Linked DNA regions of Mus musculus: all the other regions are linked to region 2. Evidence: chromatin loops called from intact Hi-C (ENCODE). Cell type or tissue: heart. All regions are shown on one strand.

What was found. Peaks named below come from ENCODE experiments on the same cell type or tissue, not always from the same donor. Only the 100,000 strongest peaks of a DNase experiment are listed, where the experiment ranks them.
Region 1: it touches region 2 in a loop (11-fold over the local background); 5 of 42 quality-filtered maps call a loop at or near these places.
Region 3: it touches region 2 in a loop (7-fold over the local background); 30 of 42 quality-filtered maps call a loop at or near these places.

Annotation. Positions count from the first base shown.
Region 1 is chr2:127,497,227-127,505,226 of GRCm38, reverse strand. All of the region lies in intron 2 of Kcnip3 (Kv channel interacting protein 3, calsenilin), which reads left to right. It overlaps Gm35478 (a long non-coding RNA gene), which reads right to left and starts at 1,048. Exons shown (of 4, transcript XR_003953902.1): 1 at 838-1,048. In heart, a CTCF peak has its summit at 3,862 (motif pointing right); a DNase peak (open chromatin) is centred at 3,866; H3K27me3 peaks cover 3,124 bases.
Region 2 is chr2:127,358,454-127,366,453 of GRCm38, reverse strand. Adra2b (adrenergic receptor, alpha 2b) reads right to left here and starts at 3,275. Exons shown (of 1, transcript NM_009633.4): 1 at 1-3,275. The coding sequence starts at 2,874. The coding sequence ends at 1,528. In heart, a CTCF peak has its summit at 3,823 (motif pointing left); DNase peaks (open chromatin) are centred at 3,223 and 3,823; H3K4me3 peaks cover 3,705 bases; H3K27ac peaks cover 3,496 bases; H3K27me3 peaks cover 7,292 bases.
Region 3 is chr2:127,426,110-127,434,109 of GRCm38, reverse strand. It overlaps Gpat2 (glycerol-3-phosphate acyltransferase 2, mitochondrial), which reads right to left. Exons shown (of 22, transcript NM_001081089.2): 2 at 6,739-6,869; 3 at 6,504-6,617; 4 at 5,791-5,864; 5 at 5,321-5,425; 6 at 4,985-5,113; 7 at 3,156-3,255; 8 at 2,694-2,827; 9 at 2,348-2,447; 10 at 2,040-2,252; 11 at 1,616-1,738; 12 at 1,378-1,460; 13 at 1,020-1,138; 14 at 454-524; 15 at 120-378; 1 more. The coding sequence starts at 6,801. Among named protein-coding and RNA genes, the nearest start is that of Gpat2, 4.9 kb to the right of the region's middle. In heart, a CTCF peak has its summit at 3,668; no DNase peak of the experiment used is centred here.

The sequences.
Region 1 (8,000 bases), 140 kb before region 2:
AAGCAGATCCTGGACTGAGGGGCTGTTCAGTCTCTGGCACTTTCCTAAGAGCAGGAGAGAGTGAAACAGGCCAAGAGATAGACTAAGAGAGACACCGAGAGAGAGAGAGAGAGAGAGAGAGAGAGAGAGAGAGAGAGAGAGAGAGAGAGATTTGAAAGAGAAACAAGCTAGAAGCAGGTGTGGAGAGGGCAAGCCCTCCCTGAAGAAGGGTGCTGAGCCTAGGTTTGGAAAGGCCACCAGAGAACCAGGACCCGGGCAGCACCATGTCTGAGTGTGGCAAGGGCTGCTACCCAAGACTGCAGGAGTGTCAGCATGGCTGTAAGAAGCACCTGGGAGACATCATCAGCTTCTTCTTCCGCTTCATCTCAGGGAACCTGGCTCGAGGTGAGGGCTGCCTGGCTGGGACAGGGATACCAGGTGCCGGAAGATGTCATTTGGGGATGGGGACTGTAGCTCCTCCTTTTGGGGATAAAGGCTCTGTGCCTTGTACATTCCCATAGGGACCCCTTACTCTCAGAAAGCTAAGCCAAGATTCCCAGACTCATAAGCCTGGAAAGAGATGGGTGGCCAGGATCCTGATCTCCATAGTGGATATAGACCCAAGCCCTCCTAACTGCTCTAGAAAGCCCTCCCTGCCTGGCACATGTGGGCCCCCCTATCCTCACTGAACCCCAGCTCCCTCCCTCCCCGAGAAGTCCTCTTCCATCAGAGCCAATATGGACCTATTGTGCCATGCAGAGGAGAGAGAGGAAATAAGGGGGGCAGTGTGTATTGAGACTGTGTATAGAGGATATTTGTCAATGACAGCCTTCTTAAAGTCTTCAGAAGTCCACTCACCGGGAAGACTTGACAGGAGGCCTAGATCCGGCCTGGAAGTGGGAGGAGGGGCGCGTCACAGAAGGCTGTGTCTTTGTTGCTTCTCTGCCTCTCATCCAAGCTTGGCAGGGCCTGCTGGCTGGCAGGGGCACTTCCTACCCAGAAGGGAAGGGAATCTTGCAGATGGGGATCTGAGAACTGGGGTGTGAAGAGCTTCAGACCTTGAAGCTCAGGACCCCCCCCCCCCGGGCTCTTTTTTCCTATTCTCTTATTGGAGGAAAAGGACCTAGCTAGGCTAAGGCAGTCACATGATTCCCCATAGAGACATAATTAAATCCATAAAACAAAGATGGACCTTCTCATAGGCGTGTGACACACAAAGCAGCCTTCTGCTTCAGGGAGCTGTCATTGACCCAGAGGGGTGACATGCTAAGCAGTGAGCAAGCCAGACTGAAGCTGTCAACCTCACACTTTGGGGTGGAGCCTGTTGTGCCCAGTGTGGGGTGTCCACAAAAAGAAGAGCCAGGCATACTTAAGAGCTGTCAGGTTAGCAAATAGCACATCGTTGTTGTTGTTGTTGTTGTTGTTGTTGCTGTTGCTGTTGTTGTTGTTGTTGTTGGTGGTGGTGGTGGTGGTGGTGGTGGTGGTGGTGGATGTATGCTCAGCTTGTGACTTGGGTGTAATGACCAGAGGACAGCTCTTTGGAGTCTGTTCCCTCCTTCCACCTCCATATGAATGATACACAAGAATAAAACTCAGGAAGCCAGACTCATTTGGCAAGTGCCTTTCTTTACTGGTGGAGACACTCCGCCAGCCCATAAAGAACATTTATAGGAAGAAATGCCCATTTCCAAATCTGTAGGAAAAAAAAATAACAGCATAAACCATCAGAGTGATGAGAAAATGGTAAGACAGGAGTGAGAAGAACTTGGAAGATGAGCCTGGCTCTCTTTCCCCAGGTGCACAAGGACTCTGTAGGGCATGCTCTCTGGCTCCAGAGAGGTAGCAGGTATCCAGGCCATGTCCATGAACAACCAGGGAAGTCACAGCCGTTGCCTTGACCCTCTGCTAGACCCCTCACCCTGGTCTCACATCCCCAAGTTCCCCTCAGGTCACCTCAGGCTTAGATGGGGAGGAAAGAGATCAGCTTTTCCCAAGATACTCTTCTAGGCTGTAAGGAGGACACAGAGCAAGGCTACCTCCCTGGTTCCTTAGTGTGACCTACAGAGTCATACCTTTGTGCTGCCCTTTGGACTTCTGCTGAAACTCACAGGGAAAGATACAAAGAGCCCAGAGAGTGAGAGATGAGCCCTGTGTACGGACTCTCATCTCAGAGCTCCTCAAGGCAAGGTAGGGGCAGAACAGAGGCCAGGGAGGGCTGTCAGCTAAAGCAACAGCTGTCTACCCCTGTCCTAGAACCCATCTGACCTGAATTGTCCAAGTATCATTCTGATGCCCTAAATATACGCCCCACACAGATAGATGCAAGTGCATACCCAGGTTCCACTGAACTCCTAATTGAGGATGCCAGCCAAATGGCAAAGCTGATTCCAATCAGAAGAAAACTCAGGGAGAGCTTGGGACACACAGGGCACAAGCAAGATGGCTCAGTTATACACAAATGATGGGGAAAAGGCCAGGGACTACAACAGACCACTCATGAGGGCATCTTCTCTACCACAGAAAAGAAATTTCTAAAATGCCTTTTAGAAATGTGCATCTGGGTACCAGTCATAGCAACACCCAGTTCTCCCTGGCAAGTCAGGTGATTCTGAGGGCAGACTGGATGGCTTCATTTGCACAGTTTGTAAACAGAGCCCCATCTGCCAGGCCATGCTCCAGCCTCTCACCGCATCCATTTCTTCATCTGTAAGATGAAATGGATATAAAAATGAGGTCATAGAGATGATCGTATCGGGTGTGTGTGAAAGGAGTCACTCCATGCACGGCTTTCTGCTTTCACCTTGTTGAGCGGGCTCCTGGGTTGGCTCTGTTTTATACCAATGCTGGACACTGAGCAAGTCCCTCAGTTTATTTATGCATCAAATGGACACAGCAGCATGCTCTTTGGGACCCCCACCAGCGTCTATAAAGAACCACAGTGGTGGCTGGGCAAGCAATTGACTTTGTAATACTGAGGCGGGATTACTTCCATGTGTCAGACAAGTTAGTGTCCTCATTTGTGACCAAGGATAGAGAGGGTGAGTTTTCAAAGTCAACCTATTGTAATTTCTCCCCATTCTGTTGACCAGGCACAAGGCCTGGGTGGTTGTGTGTGTTATAGCTTCCAGACCTCCACAGGGAAGGCTGACCTCGCCTCTCATCTCTCGCCTCTTGGTAGCCCTGTCCCTAGCTGCTGTTGTCTGAATTCCGGGAGGTCCCATGCTCCATCATTGTTCTATGCACCCGACAAACCTTTCCCAGGCTTTTTCTAGCGAGGTGGACCCCATTAAAGCCATCTTTCTTCAGAGAGATGTGAGTTTTCTGGGCTGATAAGGCTTCAGGGTCCAGGTTCCTTCCTGCTCCAACCTCTGCCCATTCTGTCTCCTTCCTCTGTAAGTCCAGATAAAGGGGAGAGGGGGAAGGGCTTGCTGGAGCACTAACTGATGGGGTAGGCTGGGATTTTCTACAAAGGTGTGTTAAATACCTGGTCTCAGCATCATCCCCACCTTCCCAGACCCAGACTCCTCCCTGGCCTGTACAGTCCTAGGTGGCCCCAGTCTCTGCCTCTCAGGTAGAAGGTTTTGAAGATTCTTTGAAATGATAGGAAATGGAGACAGCAAATGTTCCAGAATGGAACAAGAACATGTTTGGGGCTGCTCTGGGGAAAGGCAGAGCCATTGTGGCCGAGGAGGTGGCTTGAATTACTGTTCCTAGGTAGATGTTCATGGATAGCGGAGCCTGGGCACCTCTCAGGAAAGCGCCCCTAAACCTTTCCAACCTCCCCATCCATCCCTCTCTCTCACCCTGGACCAACACATCCCAAGCCCCTCCCCACTCCCAACACCTGCCAAAGCAGCTCACTTAATAGGCATTTCTCCATCTGCCCACCAGGGGGCAGAAGAGGTTGGGGCAGCAAGCCTCTTGGACAGATCTTACATGAGCTGTTAATTTCTGACACATCCACGCACATCCACTTCACACCTTTGAGGATTAAAGGCACAGGGTCTGGCACTTATGGGCTGCTAGCTCTCTCTCGGGATGCATCTTGGTTCCCGATTCCCTGAGCCAAGCCAAGAACAGACTAAGCATCTCTTCCAGTTGGCGGTCCACCCACCCCTAGCTGTGTATGAAATCTTCACGCTAGTCATTAGGACTCCGTGTTCGTAAGAATGGCAGTGGCCTCATCCTGTGCTACTCCAGAGGCTTCAAGGGGGTGGGTGGGTCTCCTTGACGGATGTTGCCTTTGCAGTACTCCCCATTCCAGTGTGAATAACTGGGCAGGCGCAGGTGACAGAGAGGGAATAGAGTTGAAAGGGTCAGGGTGGGAGCAAAGGAAAATCTACATTTACAGTCTTCCTCTGGACATATGTCAGCTTCTGACATTCATCCCGTAGACGGAGGTGTCTCTGAGGTAAAATGAAGACCAGAGAGAACTAATTGCATCCTCTTTCCAAATGCGTGGCTCTTGTTTTTTTGGAAATAATGTGAAAGACTGAGTAGTTGGGGGTTTGTTTGTTTGTTTGTTTGTTTTTATTTACTTTTTTTGGAGACAGTATCTCTCTATTATGTATCTCTGGATATCCTAGAGCTCACTATATAGACCAGGCTAGATTCAAACTCACAAAGATATACCTGCCCCTGCCTCCTACATACTGGAATTAAAGAAGTGCTCCACCACAGCAGGCTCAAAAAAGCTAGTTTTAAGGATTCTCCATTGCAAACAAAGGGGTCACACCTATGGACTTTTCCAACATGGAAGGAAATGGTGAGAGTTGTTTGTTTGTCTGTTTGTTTAAAGCCCAAAGACTACAGCTCAAAACCCTTGATGATCCAGGAGGTCAAAGAGAGTTCTAGGAACCGGCTTATGACAGGCAGCAGGGCAAGACTGAGGGACACTTCCTGGCCAGGCGGCTTATGACAGGCAGCAGGGCAAGACTGAGGGACACTTCCTGGCCGGGCGCTGCAGAAGACAAATGGACCCTCTGCAGAGCACATGGTATTGTTAGGCTGGTGACAGTCACAGCCACCCCCCCCCCCAAACACACACACACACCCCCACAGTCAGCAAATGGCCCTCAGGCCTAAGCAGTGACCAGAACCTTGGGTCTGGGGCAGGGATCAGCTGGATGAATGGAAGATGTCAGCAGCAGATGTACTGGTTAGTTCAACGGGGACAAAATTCCATGAACACGCCACACGGCCTCTAACTTTCAAGAAGGGCACAGTGATAGGGTGAATTTGCAGGAACCAGGGCAGCAGCCAGCAGCAGCCTGGGTTGCTCTGAAAGCAGGAAAGGATGAGATAGGGATCCAAGAAGCCATTATCTCCTGTTCTCAACACACAGGGGTTGACCAACAGCATGGGGAGATGCCTGGCTCCTAAACACTTCTGGTGGCTGGGGAGAGGGGCTGACCATGGTGAGAAAGACGGGGAGTGAGCTGAGTGCTCGTCCTGAGCCAGGCAGATACTGGAACCCACACCCATGCCATCAGCAGCCATTGGTACCACCTTCCATGGGGAGAGCTTAAGGTTTAAGAGAGGAAATGGTTGGTCCATCAACTCACTCATCCATCTACCTGTTTGTCTGTCTTTCCTGCCATGTGTCCACCCACCCATCTATCCACACATTCACTCATCCATATATCCATTCATGCATCAGTCTACCCACCCATACATTTCATACTTGCATAGCAACTCCACAAATGTCTGGCATAGATAGAGTGGACCTTAAGTCTGGTTGAGAAGGACAAAGGAGGCAGGAGATCCTTTCCTTAGTCCTCACCAGACAGATTACTTTCTTAGCCCATACATGTTTGGAAACTGACTGTGGTTGGGGAATTTGTTGTTGTTGTACTAGACAGAGGCTCCCCATCTGTTGCAATCCCCTTGGCAGAGAAAGGCATAGACAAGGACTTAGGCACTGTTTATCCCTTTAGCCCTTCCTTTGTGAGGATCTCAAGTCCCTGTATATTCCTTCTGCAAGTTTATTTGGTGTTAGGGAAATGCCCAAACATAGCAGCAGTCTCCATTCACCCCTCCCCCAACTCCTCGGGCCTTGGTCTCAGACCTGCAGCACTGATGTGAGATGTCTGAGGTTGGGTGTGTGTGTATGGGAACACTAAGCACTGGGCTCTTCCTCTACTCTGCACAGCTCTCCCAGCCTGGTGTCCCAGCTTGTGAAATCCAACGGGCTCAGGTAAAGAGCTAGGGGCTCCACCTTAGCACTTGCCAGGGGAGGCGGATGCACAGTGGGTGGCTGAGCTATTTCTAAGCACAGATCTCACAAGGAAATAAGTTGAGGTGAATGTGTGGGGAAGCGGGAAAGCTCTGTGTGCAGACTTAGCACTGTGTGTGGGGAGCGAGGGGTGACGAGAATAGATTGCAACACATGCAGTGACATGTGTAAGAGCACACACACACAAACACATTCGTGCTCCCTATTTTCACAGGCTCAGTGTTAAGTACGCCTGTGTGTGTTGGAGACCAGGGCCGGTTGTGGCAGCACTGTCAGCCCATGATGGAAGGATCCTTGGAGATCCTGCCTGACACAGATACATCCTAGCCTGTATGGGCCCCATTGTACCAGGCGTCAGGGGTTGCTGGGGGCAGATCCTTGCAGACATAGATGGAGGTCAGGACCCCTTTCTGCCCAATCACTAGATGTGCCTTCAGGCAAGTGGACTAGAGAAGGGTTCCCTCTGAGAGAGAAAAGGGGGAGCCCTGAGGAGGATGGGGGAGTAGGGAGTTGATGGTCCTAGGGTTAGCCCAAGGGTTTCCAGAAAGGGTTGGAGAGGCCTTGAGCTGTACCCAAGTGACCCAGAGCAAGTCCTTTCATCTCTCAGCCTGTTTTTTCACCTTAAAGAAAGGAGAGTGGTGGTAGACAGAACTCCCCTGCAGTTGTGAGGATTAAGGAAGCCGTAGCATTCAGCCAGGGCACTTGGCGCACATCCTGGTTTGCTCTTCTGTTGCTGTGATAAAACATTCTAACCAACCTTCCCCAGAGGAAAGGGTTTGTTCAGCTTACATTTCCAGGTCACGATCTATTCCTGAGGGATGCTGGGATGGGAACCCAAGCAGGAACGTGGAGGAAAGCTGCTGGTTAGATCACTGGATTGTTAGCGCCCAGGCCCACCAGCCCAGGAATGGTGCTGTTCATGGTGGGCTGGGGCCTCCCACATTGACCAGTCAAGACAGTCTCTCTCAGACAGAGCTACAGGCAGCTCTGGTCAAAAACCGATTCCTCAGTTGCGGTTCCCTCTTAACAGGTGACTGAGCTGTGTTCAGTTGTCAATAAAAACTAACCAGGATTGGTCACAATAAGCAGGTAGGAGACACCATGGCCCTGGGTCAAGGCTGAGTCTTAGACCAGCACACACAAGCTGCCTCATACTTGGAAAAGGGGAGGGGCTCCTGGTGGGAGAATGCTATAGAGATGTAAGTAAATTCTGTTTTAATTAAGCCCGAGCCTTGGGATAAGACCATGGTGCCAGGCATCTGTCTCCACCTGTGGCCCTGCTAGACCACCGGCCAGCATAGCTTGCACTGCCGTGTGTCAGGGCGTACTAATAAGCACTGAGGTGGGTATCACTAGCCCATTTTATAGGTTAGGACTGTGGACAAAGGAGATTAACAATATCTATCTATCCATCCATCCATCCATCCATCCATCCATCCATCCAACCATCTGTCCCACTGCAATCAGGCTATTGCAGACAAGCTGTGTGTGACCCTGCACTCCGGTCCAGTCCTTGTACCATAAGGGTCCCTCACCACAGATCTCACATAGCACTGGTCTAGCTGCCGAGGAGGTAGGGAGAGGGGAGGGGCCTGGAACTGTGCATCTTTGGTAAACTTGATGGTGGTGGTGGTGGTGGTGGGGAGGTGATACAGACCCCAGTGTAGAGTATGTGGGTGGCTCACACATTTTTTACCGAGTAAATATTTACAGCCATTATGGCAATTGATCGCCTTCGATCCTGTGCGCAGCTGTGAGAGAGCCCTGCTTAGTCATGCTTTCTTAA
Region 2 (8,000 bases):
GGGACCCCACAGAGGGTGGCTATCCCAGGAGTCCACAGGGCCTTGGCTGCCTGTTCTAGCCCCAGCACCCCACCTGAGGATCTCATCTCAGACTGCTTCCTTGATGTAAGTATTTTTAGCTTAGGAAAACGATTTGCCTGCTCAATGACAAAGAGCTTATCCCCTAATGGGGTTGGGGCCAAGCCACTGAAAACTCTGTTACAGGTAACAGATGGAGAAGCTGACAACAGCATAATAACTCAAACCTTTTCAGGCACAAGAAAGCATTCTCAAAGAAATTCCGGAATTTGAAAGAGTGACTCCGTGCACCTCAACCCACTTCCAGTTTGGGGTAGGAATTCACACACCCCAAGCACAGAACAAAAGTCTACAGGAAGGCTCACAGTGGTAAACACACAGGAAAGGGATTTTTATATCACCAGATAATCACATTTGCTGGCTCTCTAGCGCATTTCCCCCATGGAGCTCAAAGCTCTCTGCAAAGCCTTTCATCTCCCTGCTGCAAGTAGGCGGCAGGCAATTGTCACCCTGCTCTCTGCGAGGTTGAATGCCAGTGATCAGGACCTTAGTGAGGTCGAGGCCAGGATTCCAGACCATTCCACTGAGGCATCCACGTGCCCACTTGCCTCCCAGAGGGATGCTGAGTGAGAAAACAACCCATGCTTCTAGCCTTAAAGACGCTACAAAGCTTAAAAACAAAACAAAACAAAACAAACAAAAAACCCAGCAACCAGCACTAGACCATAACCAGCCACCGCAACAGCCAAGGAGAACCACAGGTGCTCAGCACGGCTGAATCCTCTTCCTTTTGTCCTCTTTCTCAGCATCAGGTCCTCCTGGGAAATGTAGAAGATGGGCTTCCGGCTCTTTGAAAGGCATGAGGAAGATCAAGGCTGGGGATATAACTCGGTTGGTTGGATGTTTCCCTAGCATGCTTGAAGCCCCGACTTCATTCCCCAGCATCAGGTAAACCAGGTATGGTGGTGAGCATTGTTACTTCTCATGCTGGAGAGGTAAGCAGAATCTTAAGATCAGCCTCAGGCTGCATAGCAAGTCTGAGACTGGTCTGGGCTACATGAGACCCTGTCTCAAAAAAAAAAAAAAAAAAAAAAAAGAAATGAAATGAACAATAAAAGAGAAGAGAAGAATATGATGAGAAAGAAAGAAAACCACCACAAGTGGCCTGCCAAGGCACAGGGGGTCTCCAGGAAAGGGAAGCCTGCCTGTTGGCTTACAGGTGGCTGGGAGGGAGGTATTCTAATCAGCCTTGGCCACGTTCGAGAAGGTCCAAGCTACCCTTCCTGAAGAGAGAGCAGGGAAGAGGTATCCCACAGTACAGTCAGCAAGGGAAGGTTTCAAATGAGCCCCTGGGAACAGCACATTTGTCCTTTCCCCTTCAGGGGTGTCTGAGGATGAGGTCTGCAAATGGGCCCCAGGGAAATGGTCACATAGACTGCGGAGGTGGCAGACTACCACCGGGTGGTCCTGGCACTAACCCTGCCTGGCACTGGCCCGGAGCAGGCAGGCTCACCAGCCAGTCTGGGTCCACTGCCGGCAAAGGATCCTTCGAAAGGCACGGCGGAAGTCCTGGTTGAAGATGGTGTAGATGACAGGATTCAAAGAGCTGTTGCAGTAGCCAATCCAGAAGAAGAACTGGAAGAGGCCATGGGGTACCTTGCAGTGCTGTGGGCAGATGGCCCCCAGGCTGTAGCTGAAGAAGAAAGGAAACCAACAGACCACAAAAACACCAATGACCACCGCCAGCACAAAGGTGAACCTCTTCTCTCGGCTCAGCTGTGTCCGACGGCGCCACCACTGCCCACTGGCCACACCCACATTCTTGCTCAGAAGCACCTGGCCACGTAGCGTGGCCAGCACCCGGGAAGTCTGAGGCTGCTGCAAGGGTGGGTTGAATACTGAGGCAGGAGAAGCTGGCAGTGTTTGGGGTTCACATTCTTCCACCTCCTCTTCATCCTCTTCAGCTCCCTTCTCTGCAGTTGCCCCACTAGTCCCCTTCTTCTGGTCCTGGACTGATCTGGGCAGGGCAGACCAATTGGGTGGCAAAGCCCTGGCTTCGGGATCTTCAGGGGTCTCCCCCTCCTCCTTCTCCCTTGGAGGCTTGGGGTGTCCATTAGCCTCTCCGACAGAAGATAGAGGAGAGACCAGGGTGGGCACTTTAGCCGAGGCTGGAACTCCCCCGGCGGCCGGATGGGGCTTCTTGGACTCACCCTCCCCAGAGCCCCTCTTAGCTCCGAGACCTCTGCAGTGGCTGCGTTTGGCAATTACATAGATTCGCAGGTAGACGAGAATCATGATGAGGCAGGGAGCAAAAAAAGATCCGATGCTGGAAGCCAAGATGTACCAGGCTTCTTGGTTGAGCTCACACTGGGGGAGCCCGTGGGGCTCTGGGCGCTGGTCGCCCTTGTAGATGAGGGGCGGTAGAGAAATGACGGCTGCAATGAGCCACACGGTGAGGATGATGCATTTGATGCGGCGTGGAGTGCGCTTGGAGTTGTACTCCAATGCTCGGCTCACTGCCCAGTATCTGTCCAGACTGATGGCACACAGGTGCACGATGGAGGAGGTACAGAAGAGCACGTCTAGCGCCAGGTAGACCTCGCACCACGCACGCCAGAAGTACCAATAGCCCAGCAGCTCGTTGGCCAGAGAGAAAGGGATGATAAGAGTAGCCACTAGGATGTCGGCTGCTGCCAGTGACACCAGGAAGAGGTTTTGTGGTGCACGGAGAGAGCGGCTGGTCAACACAGCCAGAATTACCAGCGCATTGCCGAAAATGGTGAAGAGGATGAGAAAGGTGATGGCCGACGCGATGGCGGCGGTGGCCTGCACCGAGTAGGGCTCCTGGTGGACCATGGCGGGGCCGGACATGTCCAGAGAGAAAGATGCTGGCCAAACTCACAGTACGCAGGAGAAAGCGCCACCCTAGCTCCGCTACTGTTGGGGGCCGTCCCCCCAGGCGGTGCAGATGGCTCTGGAGCACCGTAGCCTGGCCGGAGGTCCGGGGACACCCAGGACCATCTATCGCTCTCTTACGTTCTCTGCCACTGGTGCCCGGCGTCCCTGCAGTCCGCCCCAGAGAAGTTTTCCAAGTTGTCTCACTGCCGTCCCGGGACCAGAGGAAAGTCGCGCCGTCGTGCGGCACAGCTGCAGGACTCACAGAACCGACTGGGGAAGCGCACCCTGCTCTCGGTAAAGGCGCTCTCTCCCGGAGCCGCGCCTGCAGTCAGCCCTCCGCGCAGGGGCGTGAGGAGGAGAGCCAGCACCGCGGGAGGAGGGAGGAGATTGGGGGCGGGAGCTGGAGGAGGGAAGGAGGCGGGGCGGGCGATCCGACCAGGGTGGGTGGAAGGTGCGCTTTGCGGGACATGGACCTGCGACGCACATCTTTTACTCGCCCCGGGCCCCAACATCTTTCTCCTTCCCGCCGCTGCGCGGCCGAGTCTAGAGAGCAGGGAGTCTGGGGTCGTCGGCGTTCTGGGAAGAGTATGTACCGAAGAGAATCGGTGCGTGCTGAGACCCGGAGCTGGTCTGTCCCAAGGGTCCACTTGCCTTCTGTCTGCGAGTCTAGGACAGAGCACCCAGATCGATAGACTGCTTTTGTCGCTTGCAGCAGCCCGACAGAAAAGCGTGTAGGAGAGTGTTGAGCTCTTAAGCATAATAAGCCACACCTCCATCCAGCATCCCAGCAACCGAGAACCTTAGGGGCCGGACCAAAGTGGGGAGAGAGTTCCAAATCCCCTTTCCTAACGCTTCCCCACCCAAACACCACTAGGTCTAGGTCAGACTTGCGAGGTGCAATGAGTGAGTCTCTGTGCTGCGAGCGCCCTCTGCTGCCATCTGAGTGCAAGAGGCTAGGGGCCGATGTCCTCGCAGGTCCCAGACACACACACACACACACACACACACACACACACACACACACACACACACACACACACACACACACACTAACTACTCCTTGGTGAGAAGCGACTAGTGGACTTCAACCACCCTATTGCTGCTTCCTTTTTCTCCATTAAAGGCAAAAAAAAAGTTAAAGTAGGAAGGGAAAACTGGAGAGATGGATCCGTGGTTAAGAGTGCCTCTTGTAGAGAACCTGTGTTCGGTTCCCAGCAGCCACAACAGGTAGCTCAAAACTGTAACTCCCGTTTCAGGGATGGTATGCCTCTGGCCTCCACCTACACTCCCCTGAACATAGCCACACAGAGACCCATACTTTAAAACAAATCTTAAAGAGGGAAACAGCTTGACTCAAAGCGCAGGTTTGGAGAGGAGCCTCTTGACCAACGGAAAAGGAGGTCCCTCCTCCAGAGCGGTGTGAGGAGATCTCTCCATAGCTCAGAAAAAGTCAATGTGGGTGGCTCAGGTGTAGAAAGGAGCCGGCCTTGGCCGCCCCAGATGTTCATGCAGCCTATCCAGTGGGAGAACAAGTTTGAGTGCTGAGCGCTTGCTCTTGCAGAGGACCCGATTTCAGTTTCAAACCCCTTTCCATCAGCTCACAACAGAATGTAATTCTAGTTCCAGGATATCTGATGACCTCACTTGACGCCACAGGCACCAAGCGCACAGGTGAAACATAAATACACGCAGAAAAAAACAATCATACACAAAAAAATAATAAATCTTTAAAAAAAAAAACTTTGAACTGGGCCCTGCTCCACCCCCAGCCTCAAGGAGGTTTCTCCACAGCTTGTGTGAAAAGAACCAGGCCTTGTATTTACAGCTCCTAATTCTGAAGGGCACTACATAAATATATATATATGAATCCCTAAAGATGGAGTCCACTCCCAAATCTCACCTCAAGTCAGTGAGTCTACTGGACTTGTCATGGCCACCACTGTGAGATCTCAAATGTGACCGTTGGGTCCCCACAGACCAGTCTTTCCTCAACTCAGTCTCCAGATCACCATGCCTAGCCACATGGGGACACTTTGAGCAATGCCTCCCCACCTCAGGCCGAGCTGCAGCTAGCTCTCTAGTTAGGTGGGACTGTCACAACCAGAGAGGGTGGTGCCATGTAGACCAGGCTTGAAAAGGACAGCCATTCACCTGCCCCTTTGAGGCTGTAGTCTTGAGACAGGTCTTACAGACCATCACGTTGGACAGGGCTTGAGTCCACAGCCACAGGTGATGAAGAAGTCCTCGTAGCCCCATTTACTGAGAAAGGGCTGAGGGTGGTCGTGGGAGCTTGAGAAGTAGCCACTGAGGCAAGTCCCTACTTGTCCCAAGCAACCTCCAGCCACACTCAAACTGAGAGAAGACTTCACAGATGATCAACGTCAGATGGGATATTTTATGGCCCATTCTCCTTAAAGGGCCAGGTCTCCAGGATCCTGCAGGAAGAGCAGCCAAGGTTGCCCCTAATCCCACCTTACTCCAAGCCCCACTGACGAACATTCACCTTGTTCTTCCCTGAAGGGGCAACTCTACATCTACCAAGTGTCAGGACTCACCAAGTCGGGTGTCAGCCCAAGATGACCACAACTTAAGAGAGGTGCTCTCCTATCCTGCAGCTAGGAGGGCAGCAGGAGCTGTCCCAGAACCCAGGAGTGTCCCAGTCTGTGTATCATTAGTCCTTCCCAGGGTTTGTTCAGCCAGACACTCTCAGTCTCAGTGGGCTCAGCTCACGCTCCAAACTCCATATGCCCTTTGACACTCGGGTGTGGTCCAAGGACTTGTTGAATTACATCCCCACCTCCATCAGGACACCTCCTCTTTATTGCTGAGAACTGCCATGGTTGTTGGTGGGTGAAGGATGGTAGACGCTTATCAGTGAATGGCAGACTCACTGTGCTCAGAGCCATTGTGCCCACACTGTCCCAGAGTGCCATCTCTGGAAAGACTGGGAATAGGGGCAAGGTGATTTTGCATATAGGTGACATCATCTTTTTCTAAAGAAGGGCAAGCTAGCATGGAATCTAAGGAGATGTGTGACATCTAAGAGCTGAGAGAGGGGCACTGAGTCTCCTGGTGGGAACCAAGCAGCTTCTAGAGCTGCTCTCCCTGACCTCAAGATCCCTCTGGGACTGATCCCATCCTCTTGTTGAGCTACTTAGTCTCCTTTCCAAGGGACCCTTACGTCTAGAACACTACGTCATGGTTCTCAACCTTCCTAATGCTTCCACCCTTTAATACACTTTAATACAGTTCCTCGGGTTGTGGTGACCCACAACAATAAAATTTTCATTGCTACTTTATATAACTGTAATTCTGCTACTGTTAGGAATCATAATGTAAATATCTGATATGCAGGATATGTGATATATCATTCCTATGAAGTTGTTCAACCTCACCCCTACCCCAGCAAAGGAGTTACAACCCATAGGTTGAGAACCACTGCTCTATGTGGTCAACCTTCCTCATCTCCATTCCTCCACCTACTCCCATGCACAGACACTGCCCCCACTACCCTTAGGCTACATTCAGTCCCCTGGTCCCCTACACACTCTCCTTGATCCCCTTGGGGTTAGGAATGCATCTGCAGTCTGCCCTTCCAGAGCCATAAGTCACCGAGAACCAGGTCCCTGTCTGTGTCCTCTTTCTCAGTGAGCCAGGAGTGTGGACCACTTCCTAAGTTGGCAGTACTTTAAGGTGCCATTCCTCCTCAGCATCCTGTTCTGTCAAAGTCTAACTCAGAGGATCTCAGTGAATGTGGCCATACTCAGCCCACAAGGCAGTGCCTTGAGACACCTTTGACAGTCACAGCACGGTGAGGCTGCTACTGACATCTAGCACACACAGGTGAGCCACCATAGTGAAGGGCTGCAAAAAGGACTGATGGCATTGAGATCTAGAACACACGACGCACTGACTGCTCCTAGAGCCCTCCTTTCCTGCATCTAAATTCTGCGGGAGTTTCCACCCAATGATGGCACCCCGCCCCCTCCAATGCTAGGGCATTTCTGCTGTCCTGAGCCCCAGAGCCTTTGTGCTTACCCCTTTATTGACCCACCCATGTGATCTCTTACAGCTGACTCAGACCTAACATTTCCATGTCCTCCATTCCTATCTCTTCCCAGGTTCAGTTTTCAAGGTTGCTGTTCACCTGGCTTTCCCCAAGTTATGCCTCAAACCCCAAAATATGCCCAAGATTTTGTCAACTCTACAATGCCCTTCACTCTCACTTTCATGACCATGGCCAAGTCTCTGCTTCTAATCTATTTCCCATGGAATTTATACAATGTATTTGTTTGGTGGTTGTGGTGGTGGTTTTTTGGTTTTGGTGTTTTTTGTTTTGTTTTGTTTTTTTGGTTGGTTGGTTGGTTGGTTGGTTAAGTGTTTAAGACAGGGTTTCTTTGTATAGCATGGTCTGTTCTGGACCTCACTCTGTAGACCATGCTGGCCTCAAACTCAGAGATCCACCTGCTTCTGCCTTCCAAGTATCAGGATTAAAGGCGTGCACTAGAGAAAATGTCTTAAGCTTGTGTTACTCCAGGCTGTTCTTAGAAAACTCTCCCCCTGATCTATCCCTGCCAGCCTCACCCTAATACACTGGCCAGAAACTTTCTCCTTCCTGCCCCAGGACCTTTGCACTGGTGGCTCCAACCCTAGCATTTTCACAGGTAAGCACAGGCCTGTGCATGCATTCTTAGAGGGGCCCATCCTAACCAGCAGGCCGCAAGTGATCCCCAGTTCCTGTCATTTATCAATCCAACATGCCTACCTTGTTAGAGTTATCTATTCCTTTCCCTGCCTTATTCATGTTAAACCTGGTGCCTAATGGGCATTCATAAGTGCCTGTTGAATAAATCAATCCAGCAGTGAGCAACGAACACCACACAGCTGTGTTAGGGGAGTTTGGGGAGGTGGCTAAGCCACTCTGGTCAGCCTGCGGGCTAATGAGCTTCAAGACCTGGACCACCAGCTGCTCTACTGTAGAATGTGGCTTATTAAACATTCCAGTACCCAGAGTATCACGGAGACCAGGCTTTCACAGGAACACGTGGAATACCTGGGGCAGAGGTAACAGGAAAACGTTGTCA
Region 3 (8,000 bases), 68 kb before region 2:
TCTGCCTGCCAGCAACCCCCGCACTGCACAGGCTGGCAGAGAAGATGGCATAAGAAGGGGACCTGCTCCCTCCCTCTCCCCTGCACATGCATCCCAATCCTGCTGACCCACTGACTCACCACCCACAGCCTCACTCAGGAAGGTTGGCAGCAATTCCATACTCAAGCGTGCCAGGTGTGTGAGGCCTGGGCCAGGCCGAGGTACCACCACCAAGTCCCCTTGGTGGACACGCAGCAGAACCACATGTGCCCTCAATAGGCTCAGTGTATGTTGGGCCAGGCACCGCAGCTGCCCTGAGAAGCCCACATCAAAACCTCGGAGCAGTGTCTCCTCTGTCAGCCAGGAGAATTCTCCCAGGAGCTGTGACAGGACCACACCCTGGAGGCAAAACAGGCCTGAGCAGAGTGCCACGCCTGGCCCTTCCCTGGCCCCACCCACCATGCAGTGCCTTACCTTTTGGTGCTTCAGCAAAAGCAGTGTGGCCATGATGGCTGTGCTCATCACTGCGGAGCTGGCCACACTGGCTGGGGAGAGAGGGGAAGGTGCTGATGGGAGGGGCCTAGAGAGCCTTGATCTCTCCTCCATCATTTGACAGATGTTCCCAGACACACAACCCAAACTCTACCCTAGCAGGGGAGAGCAGGATCACGTGCATTGTGAGCCAGAGCCACCCCAACAGCATGCCAGAGGGACATCCAGTCAGCACGTGCCTTCTGTAGGCACATGTTGCTCCTCCACTCAGTCATCCTCACAGCTAAGGACACTGTTAAAAGGACCTTTAGGGTGAGGTTGGGGGGATCTCACAGAGATCTGCACAGCTGCCTTTGGCTCAGATACTGAGCTCATCTGCTCCCCACTTCCCTGGATGCCCCGCTCTTCCAGTATCCCTGTGTGCTGTGAAGGGGGTGGGGGTCAGGTACGGGCATCCATGGGGTCCTGATAACTAGCCCTTTATTATCTACACAGAGAAAGTGCTGTTCAAGTCACACTCCAAAGGTGCAGCTCTGCGTTTCCCTTACCACTCAGAACATGCCGGCTCAGTCTTCTGACCAGGAGCTGGTCCTCCTCTTTAAGGGCCAGGAGGAGGCCAGTTGGTGGGGTCCACTCCTGCTCCTTCTCAGTGTCCGGAACAACACTACTGGGATACAGACAGATCAAAGAATGAAGCGGGCCTAAAATGTTGTAAGAGTCAAAAGCTTTTCAAAGCTACAGCTGTTTTCCCAAGTCCTAGGAGAATTCATATAACCCTCCCCACTTCCAGGCCTATGTGCCACCCTACATTTGGACTATACGGACATCTGGTGTTGATGTTCTGGGATAGTCAGAGTTGAAGAGCCGCCTGCCTCCCTCTGAGACCCATACATCTGTGCTCCTTACCATTCACCTAGCACAATGGGCTGCAACAAGTGTTCCAGGGTCTGCCTGCTATCCCAGCAACTTCTAGCATTGATGGTGTATTCCTGCCCAGGATAAAGATGTGAGGTCTGCCCTTGCCACACCCCACCCCCAAGAAACCTGTACACAAACCATCTAAGAGAAAATACTATCCTTACAATGCTTTGAAGGCCAAACCACCACAAAGGTTAATCCCAGCCTTTCCCAACTGGTTTCATACCTGGAGGGAAAATGGCTGGGCAAGGTGCACCCGAACACAGACTCTACGGTTGCAGCCCCAGCAGTTACACAGTCTCCGAAAGACAGCCAAGGCTCCTGTCCATAGCCCCAGGGGAGCCAAATCCTGCAGGGAATGAGAGGCTGCACATGTATTTTCTTGGGCAAGTCTCGGGGCTGCCACCCTTTCCGCCCTCCACACTGTTCACGGCTCTTCACTGAGTCCTGTCTTTCCACCTACAGTCTGTACTGTGGGGTCTTTTGAAAGATGGTGATAGCAAAGATGGGAGACCCTTTAGGATAGTGACTATAGGGACAGTTCTTAAACACTTCACATCCCAATCTGACTTCAGCCCTAAAGGAACCCAGCCACAGAACATTGTGCCACCCAGAACTGGTTGATAATCTACTCGGATCCCAGGTCTCACATGGTTCATGTTACATGGTGCATCTGGAACCAGGTCATAGGCAATGGCAACTGGTACCAGTGTGGCATCTGAGATAATGCCTGCCTGGACCGCCTGGATTACCACTCCTAGCCAGGCCTGGCCCAGGGCAGAAAGCCTGGGCCCTGGGGACCCAGGGGGCTCTTCCAGGAAGATGAGCAGAGGCTGACCACTAGTAAGCAGCTCCTCCACAGTCTAGAAGAGGAGAGGAAGGGTGGACATCAAGGCCAGCTCAGCAGCAGACCCTACACCCTTGGCCCACCCCACGCATAACCACTGGGAACACTCACTGCACGGACCACAGCCCTTGCAAGGATGCCCTCTGAGTTGTCCAAGGAGAGGTTGACCTCTGGGGGCAGGAAAAGTCCCCCAAGTTTCCTCAATAGAGCTCTGTGAGCACAGGACAGTAATGAAAAGGGGCTCTGAAGGAGAGGCCGGGCCCAGAGGCCTGCAAAGGCCTTGATTCTTCCACACCTGTCTGTTTAGAAACTTGAAGTAGCCATGGCCCAAGCGACCTGTAGCCACCCTTCCATTTGAGTCTGTAAGCTGGGCTGCCATAGCTGAAAATAGGCTGAGAAAACAAAATAACCTCCATCCCACTTCTCCAGCTAGGGCCTCCCTCTCCCATCATCATACCTGAGAGCAGGGGAACATGTGCGGGAGTCTAAAGCCACACGGACCACACCGAGGCCTTGGGAGAACAGTACAAAAGGCAGCAGGAATCCATCCAAGAGGGACTTGTGTGTAGAAAGGAAGACAAGTGGAGAGCCCTGCTCCAGAGACAGAAGGAAATGCCCATCCTAAAAACACAGCCAAACTTCAGCACCTGAAGTCCCAGGGCAGCACTGAGGGAGGAAGGGCTTCTCCTCTGCAAGGTAAACTTCCCTAAGGTAAAGCAGCCTTTCCACAACTTTAAAAGGAAATACAGTGGCTTGTTTCAATGGCTGTTGAAACTGAAGGTTGAGCAGGAGACCCTGTAGCAGCAGGGCTAACATGGCAGCAAGGTTATTTAGGAAATGTGGATTCTCTAACAGCTGATGCAGCCTAGATTCACCTACACTCTGGCCATCCAAGCCCATTCAGTATGGTCTGGCTTACCTCCTGCACAGCCTTCTGAACCATCTTCATCTGTCCCTTGTGAAGTTGTACATTCAGGAAGAGGCGGTTCAGGAACCACAGCAGTGCCCAGCTGAACAGCCTTGGAAGCAATGCCAGCTTGAGGTGCAGCAGGGCCACCTTCTACAAGGCTCATCCCCGTAGCACCCCAAAAGGTTGCTCAGAACTCCTCTAAGACAAGCAACATCATTGCCCACATTGAACAGAAGAGGAAAGTGAGTGGAGCGGTTACAACCTGCTGAGCAGTAGGCATTGCTAAGGGGGTGCTAGAGCTATAAAGTCCTCATGCCACAGAGTACACTTGTGAGGTAGACTCTTCTAAGACCTCATGCTGCAGCTGGCTCACATCAGACACGAATTCTGCCTCCATTATCTAAAGGGGGACCAAAGAACCAGACCCTTTCCACACAGAACCCAGTCAGCCTATATTTACCAACTACCAGGAAAAGTGGAGCAAAAGGGAAATGATACAAGGAGGGCAAGGCATGCTGCACTTGCTCATATGCCCGGTAGGGGGACCATCTTACCAAAGAAGTTAACAGAAAAACTGGTGGACAAGCAGCAAGTCCACATCTGATGGAAGCATTAAATGGGGCAATTCTGAGAAGCAGCAATATGTGGGGACACAGGAGAATGTCGTGCCCCTGTAAATGCTGTACTGTAAAAAAAAAACCTACCTTACTACTTAGGTGTACAGAGGAGGTAGGAAGCCCACTAGAATTGCGCTTGGGAGCTCCTACACAAGGGCATGAGTCCTAGGGCCTGAAAACCTCAATCGAGGGAAGAACTGTTACAGTGGAGGATTGGTCCAGGTCACCAACAGCCTGTGCTTCCTTTTCACTTAAGACAGCTGAGCCTGACACCCAACCCCGAGCCCTTTTCCTTCAGCACCTTAACTCATGCTCCGGCTTTAACCATAAACTGTATATTACAGCTCTGCAAATATATGTCCCTTCTTCTGAGCTCCCAGGCCTATACAGACAACCAAGTCATTAAGTCAGTTACTGGAACTCTTTGAATCCAAACATCCATCCAAGGCCACCTCCCTTCTCATGAAGCCTGACCCTCTTGTATACACACTGGGTACTAGGCCAGAAACGGATTTCCTATCTCACTACTTTCCCGTTTCCTCTCAGCACTTTTGGTCCATCTGTGAGTCCCCTGAGTTACCACCTTAACTTCTCAATCTAGTCTTTCCAGCCTGTCAGTCAGCTCTGCAGATGCTCTGGTTTCTACTCTTGTTGCCAAGCCCATCATTCTGCCACTTTCCACTTAAAACTGTTGAGCCGTTCTGACTACCCTTAGAGTAGCCTCTACTTATTTGGCTCTGATCTGGTTCCTTTCACGTCTCAGATTCTCCAGCTGCTCTCATCTTCACTCACCAGCTTCCACAGCTCCCAACCTTGTTACATCTTCAGTGAGCCTGGCCCTTTCCTGCTCAAGGCCCTGACTCAGGCCTTTCCCTCTAAAGAGACCATTTCCTCAACTTTTACTCCTATGCCTCCAGGGCTGGCTTTCTTCCCTCCTGGCTCTAACTACAATGTCCGCCCTCCTGGATATTCTGGCTCTTTCCTTGTCCCTTCCTTTGACCAGCTGTATCACTGTCCACCTCTTTAATCCCCAGCATCTAAGCATGCAGATCTGCTCTGTAGGAACCCAGGGAAGGGCTGCAGTCGGCTGTAGCCCATTCTGTAACCATCATCCAAATACTCGGGAAGAACATCTGGTGATTGTCCAAGCCCAGCCGGCATCCACTCTCCAGAAGGGGCAGAGGCCTCAACCTAAGGATGCATGCCCCTCACCATAGTTACCTGAGCAAGAAGGGGCGGGGTGTGGTCTGAATGTGGCCCAGGATACGCTGTACCTCTTTCTTCACTAATTCAGGCGCCTGGCCTTCTCCAGCCGCTCCCGGAACCCTCCCCGAGAGGAGGTTCTGCACCCTGTTGAGGTCAGGGGACAGCGTTGGGCTAAATACCAATAGTCTCCCTAGTCAGTCCTCCAGTGCACAGCCAGAAAAGTCTGATATGGGCCCAAACAGAGATAACATTCCAGAAGTCTTGCCCAGCCAGCCCTGGCCATCCTGACCTATAGCCTTTGTCACCCCTTTAAGTATCCCACAAATGCCAGACTCTGATCTGCCTCCTCACCCAGTGTTTTCCATGATCTTCTGGGAGGCATCAAAACTGGTGGGTATGTGCTGCTCCAGGGACCACAGGAAATAGCAGAGCCTGCGAACCAGCCAGCCCCGGAACCTGGGGGAAGACAGTTCAGAAAGTGCTCCCCAGAGCCCACAGAGGTCTGTCTATTCATCAGGAAGGGTTTGCACCCCAGTCTCATATCCCAGGACCAAGCTCGACCATGGAACAACAACAAACAAAAAAACCAAAACAAACAAACAAACAAACTACTCACTTGCCTATATAGGCCTTAGTCCCACCCTGCTTCCCCACTGAGGGGGCACAGTGGCTCTACACCTTACAGGCAGCCCATAGAAGGAACTGCAGGGGAGTAAAGCTTGCCTCCATTTGCTATGGATCTCCTTTTGTCCATTGTAGGAAGAAAGTGATGCCACAGAAGGCCCTTGCAACCCACTGCCTGCCCCAACAGCTCCAACTACCTGGTGTTCTCCTCCTTCACAAGGATCACGTTGCAGAAGCCCAGGTCCATTATGCTTCTGTGGAAGAGGGACTCCTGTCCAAGAGGGAAGGACAGCATGTCCTAGGGTGCTTTTGCAAGTCACATCTGTACCCTATCCATCTAGCCTCTGCCTGGTGGCCTTTTGAGTATACCAGAAGAAGGTATAGAGTACATTTCCCATGAGCTGTCTACCCCAGATCATAATGTTGGCTCAGAAAGAAAAGGGCTCCATGCTTAAAATGACACCACTGTCCCCTTGTGTGGAGTTGCCCTCTTAGAGCTAAGCACATTAAGGCCCTGAGTAGGGGTATTACCTCATCTGGAGAAGAAAATGTGCATCTTGAATCTCCATTAGAATGCTGAGCCTTCTTGGTACCAGCATATGATACAGACATGCAAGAGATGCTGAGTGCTATGGGAGTCTGAGTGGGCACTGTTCCCAAACTGAACAGAGTCAGTTATATTCCAGCCTTGTGGGCATAGCCTAGCTCTCCTGAGGCCTCCTACCCAACTCTCCTAAGCCCCATCCCAACAACAGACCCCACTATATCCATTCCTCTAACAGGCAAAGGCATGCAGCAGTGAAAGATGAGGCTTGGGAAGACGAGAGGGAGGCAGCTGCCCAGGATCCTCACTCCCAGGACCAAGCCAGCCTAAGATTTCCAAGGGAGGCCCATCCCTACCATCACTTACCCAGCTCTTAGGAGTACAGGTCTGGCAGCAGCGGCCCATAAAGGGGCGATACTTTCCCAGGAATGGAGTGATGGCCTCCATCTTCATCCCAAAGCTTGAGGACCAAAGGCTGGTCTGGAAAAGGGCCACAAGAGAGGTGATCGAACTCAGGGTCTTTGACAGAATGAGGAGCACATCTGGAGTGGAGGTCACAGAGGGCAAGTGGGAGGGCAAGGGTGTAAGAATTCCACACTACCTCTTGACCATTGTGGTTACTCCTCTGCTGGGTTTGGGGGTTGGATTTCAACATGGTATCCATGAAGGTCTGTAAGATCAGTGAATCAAGCACTGTGTCTCTCTCCACACAGACCTGACCTAGAAAAAAAACTAAAAGAATGGAATCTGATCCATAATCCAAGGTTTTGTGGGGTGATGCCAGAGTCTACCCCAAGACAGACAACACTTAAGCCATCAGCAATGAGGACAATTGCCAGGAGACTGGAGGCAGTCTGATCAAATCCCTGTCACTGACCCAAGTGGTCCCTCCAGGAAGTGAGCTGTACTTGAAAAGTCAGGGGCTCCCTCAGGCAACATGAGTGGCTATCTTCCATCCACATGCCCCAATGTGTTCTAACAGCAACTGTGATTGTAATGGCAACGTAAGGCTCTCCGTGTAGAAGGAAAAGCCTAGGCTGGGCTGGATTATACCAGCAAGAAGAGGATACAAGGAAAAGGATACTCTCTCCATAAACCTAAGTCCTGCTGAGCAGCCCTCTTGCAGAACCTCGGATCCATTATGCTTCTGTGGAAGAGAGACTCCTGCCCAAAAGGGTCCCCTACCCTGATCTTCCACCATGTCCATGGTGAACAGACTGGCCTAATTATTTATATTCTTTTTATTCCCCAACTCAATCACATTAACTGCACGCTAGCCTGAGAGTGCCTTTTTGAGTTTTGAGACCACAAATTGTTAGTTCATGATACATCTAGATTCTTCTTTCTCCATGAGTTCCAGGGCCCAAGGCAGCCAGAAAAGCAGCCTTGTGGAGCCCTCGGGGTTCCCATCTCACTTCCCTCACATCATCTGAAAGTCGTCCTGAGGGTAAGAATTGCAAATAATTCATGTGTAGACCCAGCAATTAAGTGGTATGGAAAGGGCCCAGGAGAGCCAGATGCCTGTGGCTTAGTTTCCAGGGTTCCTCTGGTGCTCCTCCTCTGCCCCTTGGTGCTATTTAGCACCATGAAGCCAAGCAGTAACCGGATCCTGATTGATGTATACACAGGCCCTGGAGATCTCATTTCAGATGCATCCCCTACTTTAAAAAATGTTCTCACAGCCCCATTCAGACCCTAAGCACAGAGAAGCCCAAGGTCAAGGCTGCAATGTAAGGAGGCCTGCCTCCTTTGCAAGGAAGACGTTTGACACTCCTCAGCTTGAGACTCCTAACCTCAAAATCTAACCCCACCGACCAATGCTGGCCCTAAAATAACAGATTAAAAGACAAGGCATGGAGCATT